Regions from separate parts of the Homo sapiens genome. Here regions 1, 2, 4 and 5 are each linked to region 3. The links are chromatin contacts, found by Hi-C or POLR2A ChIA-PET in ENCODE. All regions are on one chromosome and are shown on one strand. The core of a region is the stretch at or near the end of the contact, and the rest is flanking DNA. Distances in the headings are between cores, read along the strand shown.

Region 1 (2,700 bases), core at 50-2,549, 5.0 Mb before region 3:
GTCATATACTGGACATAGAGTTCCCCAAAATAGCTCACAGCCTTTATACACCGAGACAGATCCCCAAACAGCTCAGAGGCCCCACAGACCTGAAAGTGTGGACATAAACCCTCTATAGAGCTTAAAGACTTCACACCCTATGACAAAAACCCTGAGGAACTGAGATCACACCCCCTGGACACGGACCCCAAACAGCTTAGAAACCTCATATCCTAGGCTCAGACCCCCAAACAGTTCGGAGTCTTCCCACTCTAAACGCAGACCTCTAAATGCTTAAGGAATATCACATCCTGGACTCAGTCCTCAAAACCATTCATGGAACTTGCCCTTTGTCCTTATCCGGAAAGATTTCAGATGGCTGATAGTCATGGACACAGATCACCAAACAGCTTTGAAACCTTTGTGCAAAGTTGGCCACAAACAGTAGAGACACTTCATAACTGGAACACAGACCCAAAACGGCTTAGGACCTCACATTGTGGACACAGGCTCCCAAATGACTCAGAGAACTTCTAACCTGGGAGACAGACATGAAAACAGTTCAGAGATATCACATCCTGGCTAAGTATGCCCGCACAGCTCAAGCACCTCATATTATGGGACACAAACCCTCAAAGAGTTAACCTCACAACCTGAAAAGTAAACCCACAAACATGCCAAAGACCTCACACAGCAGACAGACAATGCAAAAATGCTCAGAGTTGACAAACTTTACACCCTAGGATACAGACCCCTTAACAGCCGAGTGACCCAGTGACATACAACCCGGGCATAGACCCCCAAATACTAGAGAGACGTCAGAAACTGATAACAGAACCCCAAACTGCTCAGAGACCCCAAACCCTAGAACCAGACCCCTAATAAGTCACAGACCTCATACCCTGGGACTGAGACTCCCTCAACAGGAACTGTCTCACTCTTGGAAACATAACAGTTGAGGGACCTCAACACCAAGGAATACAGAGATCAGAGATCTGACACTTTGGGACACAGAGGGTGAAGCACTCCAGAGGCTTGAAACAGTAAAAAGACATTATTAGTACAAAGACATCAGACTCTGGAAACAGATCCTGAAACTGCTCAGGAAAATCAACCCTAGGACAAAACCCACGGCATCACAGATAACTCATTTGTTGGGACATTGGCTCAAAACAGTTTGGCGGTGATACTCAAATACATCAGAGTTCTCATACAAGGGTACAAACACCTCACACCTGAAAAGAGAGACTGCTAAATAGTTCAGAGACATCATACTCTGCACAGGAACCACCAGAGAGTTAAGAAATTTCACACCTATAGACCTTCAAACAACTCAGAAAACTCACTCACTGGCGCACACACACCCATTACAAGCTCAGAGACCTTAACCCTGGAACAAACCCCTAATGAGTCAGATATATCAAACCCCGGGACTGAGCCCTCTGAAAAGGAACAGAGACTTCACGCCTGAAAATATATCCCAAACAGGTCAAGGGACTTTGAAACCAAAAGAGCTCAGGGACCACGTATCCTAGGACACCAGTGGACAAACAGCTCAGAGACCTCACAAGGTAAACACAGTCCGCAAAACAGCCCAGTGAACTCACCCCCCTGGAATGTAGACCAGAAAAAGCGCAGAACCCTCGCATTCAGGATTCAGAATCCTTCTGAGACTTAGGGTATAGACCCCAAAATATATTTCAGAGAATTAATATGCTGGATGCAGAGTATCAACTAATTCAGAGGCCTCAAATTGTGGGACGTACACACCCAAAGAGATCAGAGAACTCACATCCTGGACATACACCAACAAACAGACCAGGGACCTCAACCCTGTGACATGTGCGCGCGCGCGCGCACACACACACACACACACACACACAGCTCAGAAAATCCAAATTCTAGGAAACACACACCCAAAAAGAACGGGGACCTCACATCCTGTGACATACTCACAGAAAGATCAAAAACCACACAAGCTGAGATATACACCCACAAATATTTCAGAGAACTAACATCTGGGGCCTTATACCCACAAACAGATCACAGAACTCAGTCCCTGAGACATATACACATAAAAATACCAGACACTTCACATGCCAGGACATATACCCATGAATAGATCAGAGCACTCACACCTTGGGAAATAAACCAAAGACTACATCAGGGACCTCACATATTACTTGAGGCACACACTCACAAAGAGACCAGAGACTCAATTCCTGGGACATAAACCCAAACACCTCAGAGATCTCGCATGCTGGGACAAAGAAAGAAAGACAGGTCAGAACCTCACAACCTGGGACACAGAGCCACAAACAGATCAGAGATTACACACTGTTGACAAACATACAGGAACAGATCAGAACCCTCACATCCTGAGACATACAACCACAAGGAGATCAGAGAGCTCACATCTTGACATACACCCATAACCAAACTAGACTTGACATTCTGGTACGCTGACCCTCAAAGAGATCAGAGAATTCATACCCTTGGACTTACACCCACAAATAAGTAATAGACCTTGCAGGCTAGAAATACACATAGAGCCTGTCATCCTGGAACATAAACCCAAAAAGAGGCCAGAGAATTTACGTCTTGGGACACACACCCACAGTCACAATAGAGACTTCACATCCTAAAATATAAACCCACAAAGGATCAGAGATCATAAACCAAGGGATATACACCCACAAAGGGAACAGATACTGTCCACTG
Region 2 (2,700 bases), core at 58-2,557, 4.7 Mb before region 3:
GTACTGGTCCAAGTGGAATATCCTTTGTACCCCCCGAGACTTGCCCCCCAACAAAGCCCAGTAGTTCTCCCTCATTCATGGCCCAGTGGGATCAATGTTCCTCATTCAAGGGTATTCCCACTCCCCTCAAGATCTCCCCAGTCATGATCCATTGGGAATGGCCCTACACCCTTCAGGGTAGGCCTCTACAAGGCCTTGGGTAGGCCAGTTGGATGACTCTTACTCACTTAGAATCCCTTTCAGATGACAGTGGTCTTCCCCATTCATGGGTTAATCAACTCGCCCTTCCATTCTCAGTGTCCCTCACACAGGGACAGCTGGTTTCCCTCATTCAAGGACCAATTGGATTACCTGTCCTCCCTCAGAGTTCCTCCCCTCCCCATGCAGGACCCTGTTCAGACCCCCCCCCCAGTGAGGAACCCTCTCAACAAGGGCCCATTCATAGTGCAATGCTATGGCCTTTCATTGCATCTCAGAGTCCCCCCAAAAGAATCAAGTGGGGGTACCTCCCCAAAGCCCAGTGATCTTCCCTCCTTGTAGTCCAAGGTATCAATCTTTTACCCCTCTGGTCCTCCCCCCAGTTAATGGGATTAATGGTATTACCCATTCATGGCCTTCTTCACCCCAGGCCTAATGGGATCACCCTTAATCATCCAATGGTGCCGCCCCCTCTTAGGATGCACTACCAACCACCAATGGCACAGGATCTCCACCTCCCAGGAACAATGACAACATCTGGGGTCTTTCCCCAATCCCCGGGCACAGTGGTATCTCCCCCAAAACTTACCACCTCCCACCCGCTAATGGTTCTGCCCTCTCAAGGGCTCCCACCACCATGACGCAAACGACCCAACACCCGCTTCCTTCCTCTCCAGACAAAATGGTTTCGCCTTCTCAGGATCTCCTTCCCTCAAAGCCCATTATCATCACCCGCCGACGGTGTCCCCTGCACGGGCCCAAAAGTCTCGTCCCCTCCAGGTCTGAGTAAGGTACCGCCTACTTAATGGCGCTCTCCCAGCCCACAATGCTAACAGAGTCCAACCTTCAAAGCCGCAGAGTATCTCGGAATCCAATAGTCTCACCACTCCGAGCCTCAGTTTCCCTTCTCCAGACCCACCCCATAAACTCAGGGTCCATCCCAACCAACCCCTTCTCAGAGCTGATAGCACGACCTCTCGCTACCCCGCCCCCGGTCGCCTAGCCGGGTGGTCTTTCCCACCGCGAGCGGCACCTGCATCCGCTGAAACTCCTCCTCAGACAGAGCTTGCGCCATGTTCCTCCCCCCACCCCCCCGCCAGCTTTCTGCGCAGACGCAGCTCGCGCCTCCTGGCAGTATTAAGGTCGGACCAAACCACTGGCCAGGAATGGAGGGGGTAGAACCTAATTCCGAAGGGCAGCATTTTGGAGACGCAGAGAAGAGAACGAAACCGACGAGTCAGGTGAACTGTAATACAACGTTCTACCCGAATGTAAGTCATCTGATTGGCTTTTGGACTCTTCTAGGCCACCCATTGTGATACGACATTATTACATCCCCGTTTCATGGGTGGACTCGTCGCTAGGGAAGTCTTTGCCGACAGAAAATCACCCTTCCGCGGTATTCCTTTAATGAGAATGGGTAACTTAATAACCATAGAAATGAAAGCGGAAGCTTCGCTCTGGTCTTGTTCCCGCCCCTCCTCCGGGAGACCCCAAAGGGGAATCCCACCTCTTGTAAAGCCTTTGGCCTTTTTTTTTTTTTTTTTTTTTAAGGTTTGACACTTATTTTGTTATCATGATACTGCATGTCACGTTAGGTAAAGGACTTAGCCACCAATAAAAATAGCAGAGTGGAAAGAGTGACAGTGAATCAAACGAAAAAGCTACATTAAAACAAAACAAAAACAAAAAACAAACCAGGGTGGTGAAACACCAGGCTCATTCAAGTATTAGAATTCACTATAACCCTCACCGATCTGAGAGTAAGAAATGGTATCTCAGTGTAGTTTTTTTCTTATTTTCTTTTTTCTTTCTGTTTTTGTTGTTGTTGTTGTTGTTGTTTTTCTTTTTTGAGACGGAGTTTCACTTTTGTTGCCCAGGCTGGAGTGCAGTGGCACGATATCCGATCACAGCAACCTCCGCTTGGCGAGTTCAAGCGATTCTCCTGCCTCAGCCTCCCGAGTAGCTGGGATTACAGGCGCCCGCCACCTCGTCCGGGTAATTTTTTTTTTTTTTTTTAGTAGAGACGGGGTTTCTCCATATTGGTCAGGCCGGTCTCGAACTCCCGACCTCAGGTAGTCCGCCCGCCTCGGCCTCCCAGAGTGCTGGGATTAAGGCGTGAGCCACCGCGCCCAGCCTTCTTATTTTCGTAGAATTTAATGATTTCCCTGCTGTGGAAAAATATTTCCAGCAGGGCCGGGCGCGGTGGCTCACGCCTGTAATCCCAGCACTTTGGGAGGCCAAGGAGGGCTGTTCACTTGCGGTCAGGAGTTCGAGACTAACCTGGCCAACATGGTGAAACCCCATCTCTACTAAAAACACAAAAATTGGCCGGGTGTGGTGGTGGGCGCCTGTAATCCCAGCTACTCGGAAGGCTGAGGCACGAGAATCGCTTGAACCCGCCAGGCAGAGGTTGCGGTGAGCCGAGATCGCACCACTACACTCCAGCCTGGGGGATAGAGCGAGACTCTGTCTCCAAGAAAAGAAAGAAAAAGAAAAGTA
Region 3 (2,700 bases), core at 25-2,524:
TTTATTCGTTTCTCTTGCTATTGCGAACAGGTTTTTTATTATTAAAATTTCAAAATGCTTATTGCTTATAGATAGGAAAACTGCCTATATAAACTATTGATATTTGCCTATTTACAAACAAAAATATGATCAATTTCGCCAGTAATCAGGGAAATGCAAATGAAAACAATGACATACGATTTTTTTGCCCTTTAAATTGGCTAAAATTACAAAGATTGATAATACGTGTTGGCATAACTGTGGAAAAATAGGCACTCTCGCACAACATTAAAGAGTGTAAATTAGTACAGGCTTTTGGGAAGGCAATTTGGACAAATCTATCAAAATTCAAAATGCATATACACCCTGACCCAGCGGTTACTCTTCTAAGAATTTCTCCTACAGAAATACTCATACATGGCATGATACATATACACAAACCCATTCATTATGGCATTGCTTGTAATAGTCCCCTCCCTCCCCCAACAGAGAAACAAGCTAATGTATATCAATCGGGAAATGGTTAAATAAACTGTAGTACAATCATACAATGCAGCTGTTTAAAACCCAACATAAATTTGGATTCCCGGATATAAGAAGATCTACAAGACATATTCTCAGATTTTTAAACAAGCAGTTAGTCGAAATGAATGTGTGTGTGTGTGTAGTACCATTTAGATATCAAAACATATATATGCAACGCCTAGTAGTTACCCGCGAAGCCTGCCTGCCCGCCCCTCACCTTCCCTCTCCTCTGAGGCCGCCTTCCTCGAACCAGTGAGAAACGCTGAAGGCCCGGCCTCTACTCTCTCTTTAGGGCCACTTGGCCATGGCTAATGCCGGTACCTCGCATCCCCTCTGTCAGCCGCTCTCTCGCCGCGCCGCCGGCAGCTGCCGGGCTGCCCCCGAAGATGCGGCTAGCTCTCCGCTGGCGCCTGCCGAGGCCTGGGGGAGGGGAGAGGAGGCGGGGTTCAGGGAGGGTTGGGGCAGGCCGCCCTGCCCCTCCAGCAGCCTTTCCCGCAGGCTCCCCAAGGCCGCCACCTCCGCGCCTCCGCGCAGGGTCCCGTGGGAACTCCCCCCCCAACCTCGCCACTGCCACCCGCGAGAAACCGAGAACGGCCGCGCGTACAGAGCTCGCCCTCCAGCCCAGGGATAGACGCTCACCTCGGCCGCAATGGCTCCGCGGGGCCCGCAGGAGCGTGCGGGGTCCGCGGCCCTGCTTCAGCCCTGCTTCAGCCCTGCTCCAGCCCTGCTCCAGCCCTGCTCCAGCCCTGCTCCCCTCGCTAGCCCTCAGTCGAAAGCCTCCTCGCTTCGGCTCAGCTCAAACTCGATTTGGGGCTCCACCCACCGCAAGCGAAGCCCCGCCCCTGCCCCTCGGGAGGGAGCTCCCTCCGCGGTGAAGTCGGGTCCCTTGCAGGGGACCGCGCCTGAGCTACCCAAGGCCCAGTAAATGCAACCATAGAGGATGATAGGGTCGCTAAGAATTGGGATTTGATTCGAGGCACGGTGGAAGCCGCGGAAGGGAACATGATTTGATCTGATTTACCTTTAAAAATTAACGACCTCGCCAGATGCCTTGTGAAGAATGGGGAGTGTGGGGCAAGAGGGCAAGGCTGGACCCAGAGCGGAGGGTGGGAGACGACGTGGGAAGCCGACCACCCAGAGTTCACGCGAGCAAACCCTTAAAACACTTCAGGCACATAGTAAGCCCTCAATAAACATTCTTTTTTCCTCCTTTAATTATTTGGAACGGCAGTGCGATTGACAAGGATCCTGTAGAGGATCTGCATCTGTAAATACATGGGAATAAAAAGGACCTGGTGGGAGATCACCTGTTAACCCTACTTAATTATTGTGGGCTGCGGACGACATTGGAGGGGCGAAGAACTTTGACTTGGAACTCTAGCTACTTCGATAAGGTTTCAATTTTTAATAAAAAGTATGTATTAATTTAGTATTTAAAGACAAAAGCACTATTAAAAGAACTCCTGAGACATCGAGGAAATAAAAACTGTGATTATACCCTCCACTTCTCTAATTCCAGCCCTCCAGAGCAGTGGTTCATCCCTCGAATTGAGAATCTAATGAATGGGTCCCCCACCCCAATATATACTTACACATAAAATTTTGTATATGATCTCAGGAGATGTACAGGGCCCCTTCGAGATACACTGTTTCATTGAATATTTTTACAATTTTTTTTTTTTGAGACAAAGCATCACTCTGTCACCCAGGGTGAAGTGCAGTGGCACGGTCACGACTCACTGCAGCCTCGACCTCCTGGGCTCAAGGATCCTCCTGCCTGCCTACAGTCTCCCAAGTAGCTGGGCCTCCAGGTATGCGCCACCACGCCTGGATAACTTTTTATTTTTTGTAGAGGCGGGGTCTCACTATGTTGCCAGGCTGGTCTCAAACTCTTAGGCTCAAGCAGTTCACCCGCCTCGGCCTCCCAAAGCGCTGGGATTACAGGCGAAAGACCCGGCCCATCTGTAACATTTAGTGGCAACATGAAGCTATACTTTCTTTAGCATGTAATTAACTTCGGTTGTTCTTTTTTCATTTTAAAATTGGTTTCCTAATTACACATGATTATTGTAAAACACGGATAAATTTAAAGTTCCCCTTACATTCATATACACAAATAGAAAAGCATGGCTTTGTTTTTGTTTTTCATTTAAAAAATAAATAGCATCCTTTTTATGTATTGTTATGTTAATTGCT
Region 4 (2,700 bases), core at 176-2,675, 4.9 Mb before region 3:
TCAAGAGGATCAGAGGGCAAAGCTACTGGGCGGTGAGACCGTCAATCTGTCAGTCTGATGCAGAACCCCCGGACTGCTTATCTCTCCGGTCCCAGCTTATAGCCCGGTAGGAAATGGTGGAGAATGAGACAGGGAGATTAGGAGGACAAACCGGCCTCCTGCAGAGCTGACATTTAGACATGGAGTGGGAGTTGCGGGGGAGAGGGGGTGCCTAGGGACAGCTCCCCAGACGCACACACACTTTCTATTACTGCTTGGGAGCAGTGGTTACCCGTTGGAGGGGGCAGATAGGGAGAGCTGCTGCCCATGAGAACTCCCATCCTCAAGGCCATTCTGGCCCTGGGCACTATTATTATCACAACTTTCCAGATGAGGAAACGGAGCACAGAACTGTTCAGCAACTTGCCCAAAGTCACATGGTTAAGTCCCGTAACCTCAGTTTCCTTATCTGCAAAGCAGCCTTAATAATGGGAACTACCTCATAGAATTGTGGTTTACAACGATGCCTGTCACATAATACTTGCTATCATTACCATTCCCTGCCCCCACTAAGACTCCTTCCACTCAGAATATTGCGGCAGAATATTAATAGCTAATATTCGGCCAGTGTTTCCTGTGTACCACCATAGTGAATATTAACTCGGAAAATCCTCACATTTAGCATCGTCACCACGCCTATTTTGGCCGCCACCACCAACGTCCAGTGGCAACCTCGCTCTCGGCCCAGCCACAACCAGCCCGCCCGCGCTACGTCATCACGGCGCGTCGCGCGGGAAGTCGCGGGGAAAAGGTAAGATGCCCCTTCCTAATTCCCTCGCTTCCTTGCTTGCTCTCCAGACACCGCCGACCCGAAGGGCTCCTAAGTGACTGGACAGGGACGGAGGGGCGGCGGCTATGGCATCCGGGACGACAGCGACGATAGCCGAGGCAAGAAAAAGCTTGCACCGCAGCCCTGTCGGGAACCGCCGGCGCCTGCCTTTTACGTAGGCGCAGCACAGCTGGCGTAGCACGCCGACGCACCGCCCCGTCGCCTGTGAGCTCGCGGTGTGGCTCAGCCCAGCTGGCGTAGCACGCCGACGCACCGCCCCGCCGCTTGTGAGCTCGCGAGAGGTGTGGCTCGCGCGAGGGGCGCGGCCTTGAGGCACGGTCCCCTCTGGAGGCGGGATCTGGGCGGGCAGTCGAGAGACGAGGCCCAATGGAAAAGAAAAGCCTGAGCGCTCGCGTCCCCACAGGTCGCCAGAAACTTGGTGGAGCGAGCCAAGGGCGGAGTTTGAGAAAGGGGCTGCGTCCAATGAGTGGAGCGGTGAGTACAGCGCGTCGACGGCGGAGGCGGGAAGGGGGCGGAGGCCGACCGAAGGCGGCTAGGGACTGGCTGAAGAGGGTTAGCGAAACGTTAGCGGTCGGGTCTGGGCAGGGGGTGGAGCTGGTTGAAGGAACGGGGCAGTCCCCTGAGGAGCGGGGCTGGTTGAAACGCTAGGGGCGGGATCTGGCGGAGTGGAAGGTACCGGTCCGGCCCGATAAGGGGTGGAGTTAAGTGAATCGTTAAGGGTGGAGTCGAAACCGGGGTCGGGGCCGGGGCCGGCTGAGTGAAAGGGTGGGTGATTATCCCGGGAGATAGGCCGAAAGGGCAGGTTCGTGAAGGAATGGGGTCTGGGCTGGGCTTAGAGGGTCTGGGAATGGGGCTTAGGAGAGTAGAAGGGGCGGTGATTGGTTGGAAAGGGCAGGCCCTAAGACGGACTGTGTGAGCCCGGGGGCTCATTGCTCCGTGAAAGGGCAAGACCAGGGAAAGAGAATCGTGTAAAAGGGGTGGAGTCTAGCGGGCCGGGCGGGGCCGGGTAGAATGGCCACCTGAGTGGAGGGAGAAGGCCTGAGAGAGGCGGAGTTTGGAAGGCTGTGGAGAATCAGATCGCGTAAGGAATGGAATCTAATAGAGGGGGCGGAGCCTGGAAAAGGGCAGAGAGGTGGGGTCCTCAGGGCACACTAGCCCCCTCACATACCCACGCTCCTCCCCCCACCCCCAGAACCGCGGCAGGGGCCAAGCCTCCTCAACTATGACCTCAACCGGCCAGGATTCCACCACAACCAGGCAGCGAAGAAGTAGGCAGAACCCCCAGTCGCCCCCTCAGGACTCCAGTGTCACTTCGGTGAGGCCCTAGACCCGCCCTGATGAGGGGGAGAGGGAGCAAGTTGGTCATGCCCTGGACTCTGACCCTTCTCTCTGATTCACAGAAGCGAAATATTAAAAAGGGAGCCGTTCCCCGCTCTATCCCCAATCTAGCGGAGGTAAAGAAGAAAGGCAAAATGAAGAAGCTCGGCCAAGCAATGGAAGAAGACCTAATCGTGGGACTGCAAGGGATGGTGAGCAGGGCCTGGCTGCAGTTTAGCCTCGTATGACAATCAAAACCCAAAGGTTCCCCACCCTGGACAGTTCCCTCTGACTCAGGGCCTAAAATGGATCTGTGTCTCCTTTTTTTTTTCCTCTGCAGGATCTGAACCTTGAGGCTGAAGCACTGGCTGGCACTGGCTTGGTGTTGGATGAGCAGTTAAATGAATTCCATTGCCTCTGGGATGACAGGTGAGGCTGGGTCCTCCAGGCTGTCTCCAAACCACAAAAATACACACACTTAGAGCCCATTAGCAAGAATAAATCTTTTCTTACCCCAGCCTGGATACTGGAAGCAGATGATTTGGGGAGGTAGG
Region 5 (2,700 bases), core at 99-2,598, 4.5 Mb before region 3:
TTTTATATGTTTAGTAGAGACGGGGTTTCACCGTGTTGGCCAGGCTAGTCTCGAACTCCTGACCTCAGGTGATCTGCCCACCTTGGTCTCCCAAAGTGCTGGGATTACAGGCATGAGCCACCTCACCTGGCCTCTTTTCTTTCTTTCTTTTTTTCTTCCTTTCTTTCTTTCCATTTTTTTTTTTTTTTTGAGACAAGGTCTCGCTCTGTTGCCCAGGCTGGAGTGCAGTGGCAGGATCATAGCTCACGGCAGCCTCAACCTCCTGGGCTTAAGTGATCCTCCCACTTCAGCCTCCTGAGTAGATGGGTCCACAGATGCATGCCACCACGCCCGGCTAATTTTTGTATTTTTTGTAGAGGTGGGATTTCATCATGTTGCCCAGGCTGGTCTCGAACTCTTGGGCTCAAGCGGCCCGCCCGCCTCGGTCTCCCAAAGTGCTGAGATTACAGGCATGAGCCACCAAGCCCCGACCCTCACTTCTCTTTTAAGGCCCAGCAAGAAGGCCGGCAAACCTTTCCAGGACCCCACCCTATCCCTCTTCCTCCTTTGAAATTCCACACTACTTCCCTCCCCTCCAGCGTTGGGGAGAGGCGGCAGATCTATCCCCTCCTCCCGGATTGGTGAGCTCGTCTGACCTTCAAGATCCACGCCCATTTACCCTCACCATCTATTGGCCTTATCACCTATTGGCTTATCAGTCACTTCTAAGACCCACCTCCTCGTCGCTTCCGTGGCTCTTGCGCTCCGCTGATTCGCCACTGCGCAAGTCCCCCGATATTCCCTCCCTTTATTGGTTGCTCTGCTTCTCTCCCCCCGCCTTTCCGCCGAGTTGCCCTTCTACCTCCCTCCCATTGGCTCTTCATTCTGTCCATCTTGAAGCACCATTCTTCTTTTCTCCATTCATTAGCTAGTTTTTCAGCTCTTAGCAGGTAGTTCTGCCTCTTGATTGGCTCCTTCAAACTTCAGTCCTTACTTGCCCCAGTAAACGCCTTACGTACTCTCTACCCCTGACTCTTATTGGTTCACTGACCCGCTCGTCTCCTTCCTTGTACCCTCCTTGGCCGCACCGCTCGCCGGTCACTCACCAGACTACATCTGATTGGAGAAGGAGGTGGGTGCACCCTGCGGGCCGTAGCCTTGCTGCCCATAGTCGCCCTGAGGCCCGTAGCCACTGCCACCGCTGCCGGCTGGTTGACCATAGTCAGGCTGGTAGCCGCCCTGAGGCCCGTAGGAATCCTGGGGCCCGTACCCGCCGGGGCCCTGCCCGTAGCCTGCATCGCCGTAGGCGTCCCCGGGTGCCGGTTGTTTCTCGGGGGCGCCGGGAGGCGCGCGCAGGAACGGGGCGGCCCAGCCTGTCTCCTTAAACACGAACCACAGGTTGCCGACCCAGAGCACCAGGTTCAGGAAGCCGAACACCTGCAGGGAGACAAGGCTCGGCTGTGGTACCCCGCCCATTGCCTTGGCGGCCCTGCGTGCAGGAATGAGCATGCGGGGAATGAATCCGTAGGCTCCGCAAGGTGGGGGTTTCTGAAACCCAGACTCTCTGAGTCCCAGTGCGAGAACGTCGATGTGCAGAAAAATCACCTCTGGCGGGGTGGGCGTGTTAGAAGAATTTGGAGCCCTGGGGATGCTGCGATCTATCAGTATTACATATACAATTATTTACATATTTGCACATATACACATTATATACACATTTATGCATGTTTAAAATGTAAATTTGTAATATATTCATAGTAAAATGTAAGGATACAAACTTATTAAATATAGCTATACCACTAACATGCATCTAAATAAATGTAGATAAAATATATGTATAAGTGCACATGTATAAGATATATGAAACTTGCATAATTTTTTTTTTGAGATGGAGTTTCGCTCTTGTTGCCCAGGCGGGAGTGCAATGGCACGATCTCGGCTCACCACAACCTTCGCCTCCCGGGTTCAAGCAATTCTCCTGCCTCAGCCTCCCGAGTAGCTGGGATTACAGGCATGCACCACCACACCAGCTAATTTTGTATTTTTAGTAGAGATGGGGTTTCTCCATGTTGGTCAGGCTGGTCTTGAACTCCCGACCTCAGGTGATCTGCCCGCCTCGGCCTCCCATAGTGCTGGGATTACTGGCGTGAGCTACCGCACCCGGCCACATAAAGTAATTTTAAGACATAAAACACTTTCTGTACCTTTCCTTATATGCCAAGCCCTCTTCTAAGAGCTTTACATGTTATAAGCTCACTTAAAATTCAGTTTTGGGCAGGAAATACTATCTCCATTTTACAGTTGAGGAAACTGAGGCCCTAGAGGCTAAGTTACCTGAAGTCTCACATCCAGCAAGTGACAGGAAAGAAAAGTTGTAATCTTAGCATCTGTAACCCTTGTATACGACTTACCTTGTGCCAGGCCCTTTTCTGAGCACTCCGTATTCTTAGTTCAATAAATACTCAACTTTGGAGCAGGACCTATTATTAGTCTTCGATTATGCATGCTCAACTGAACCTTGAGAGGCTGTGACTAGTTTCAGGTCAGGGAGCTTGCAAGAGGTAGAGCTGGGATTTGAGCGCAGACAGTCTGACTCCAGCCAGTAGGGGGCATCCAAGTGGGGAAACATTTCAAGTTTTTCCTTCATTTTGCACATGAGGAAACTGAGGTCCCAAGAGGGTGCTGAGTTGCTTATTTTACATGTCTAGGCTGGGTCTGGGA

What was found. Hi-C counts contacts between places; a loop is a spot of excess contacts on that map. ChIA-PET counts read pairs that join two places held with the same protein, here RNA polymerase II (POLR2A). Pooled maps may share reads with other maps.
Region 1: a map of natural killer cell shows a loop between it and region 3 (9-fold over the local background). The contact joins the enhancer-like site here to the promoter of HUWE1 in region 3. A Hi-C loop is called at or near these places in 2 of 168 maps with a recorded cell type or tissue (heart right ventricle and natural killer cell) and 3 of 50 pooled maps. POLR2A ChIA-PET finds 5 or more read pairs at or near these places in 1 of 52 experiments (activated CD4-positive, alpha-beta T cell).
Region 2: a pooled map shows a loop between it and region 3 (4-fold over the local background). The contact joins the promoter of GRIPAP1 here to the promoter of HUWE1 in region 3. A Hi-C loop is called at or near these places in 2 of 50 pooled maps. POLR2A ChIA-PET finds 5 or more read pairs at or near these places in 2 of 52 experiments (activated CD4-positive, alpha-beta T cell and activated T-cell).
Region 4: a loop to region 3 is called in a map of B cell, with 14 times the contacts of the local background. The contact joins the promoter of HDAC6 here to the promoter of HUWE1 in region 3. A Hi-C loop is called at or near these places in 2 of 168 maps with a recorded cell type or tissue (B cell and ascending aorta) and 9 of 50 pooled maps.
Region 5: a pooled map shows a loop between it and region 3 (21-fold over the local background). The contact joins the enhancer-like site here to the promoter of HUWE1 in region 3. A Hi-C loop is called at or near these places in 5 of 50 pooled maps. POLR2A ChIA-PET finds 5 or more read pairs at or near these places in 2 of 52 experiments (Caco-2 and activated B cell).

Annotation. Positions count from the first base shown.
Region 1 is chrX:48,711,737-48,714,436 of GRCh38, forward strand. No RefSeq gene overlaps it. Among named protein-coding and RNA genes, the nearest start is that of SUV39H1, 16 kb to the left of the region's middle. RefSeq lists an enhancer at 1,342-1,636. Within about 2 kb of position 1,300, at least 4 of the 41 ENCODE cell types and tissues checked have a DNase peak (open chromatin) inside an H3K27ac peak, as active enhancers do; they include natural killer cell, where a contact is called at or near this core.
Region 2 is chrX:49,000,957-49,003,656 of GRCh38, forward strand. It overlaps GRIPAP1 (GRIP1 associated protein 1), which reads right to left and starts at 1,308. Exons shown (of 26, transcript NM_020137.5): 1 at 1,232-1,308. The coding sequence starts at 1,273. RefSeq lists an enhancer at 1,317-1,426 and a cis regulatory region at 2,699-2,700.
Region 3 is chrX:53,685,445-53,688,144 of GRCh38, forward strand. It overlaps HUWE1 (HECT, UBA and WWE domain containing E3 ubiquitin protein ligase 1), which reads right to left and starts at 1,275. Exons shown (of 84, transcript NM_031407.7): 1 at 1,144-1,275; 2 at 826-924. RefSeq lists an enhancer at 619-698 and silencers at 909-1,208, 1,282-1,456.
Region 4 is chrX:48,800,642-48,803,341 of GRCh38, forward strand. It overlaps HDAC6 (histone deacetylase 6), which reads left to right and starts at 1,426. Exons shown (of 29, transcript NM_006044.4): 1 at 1,426-1,501; 2 at 2,022-2,144; 3 at 2,230-2,358; 4 at 2,487-2,575. The coding sequence starts at 2,052. RefSeq lists cis regulatory regions at 1-277, 1-26 and enhancers at 1-616, 738-1,007, 854-1,367, 1,998-2,077.
Region 5 is chrX:49,190,348-49,193,047 of GRCh38, forward strand. It overlaps SYP (synaptophysin), which reads right to left. Exons shown (of 7, transcript NM_003179.3): 6 at 1,086-1,416. The coding sequence ends at 1,090. Among named protein-coding and RNA genes, the nearest start is that of PRICKLE3, 5.3 kb to the left of the region's middle. RefSeq lists an enhancer at 816-885. Within about 2 kb of position 1,349, at least 25 of the 41 ENCODE cell types and tissues checked have a DNase peak (open chromatin) inside an H3K27ac peak, as active enhancers do.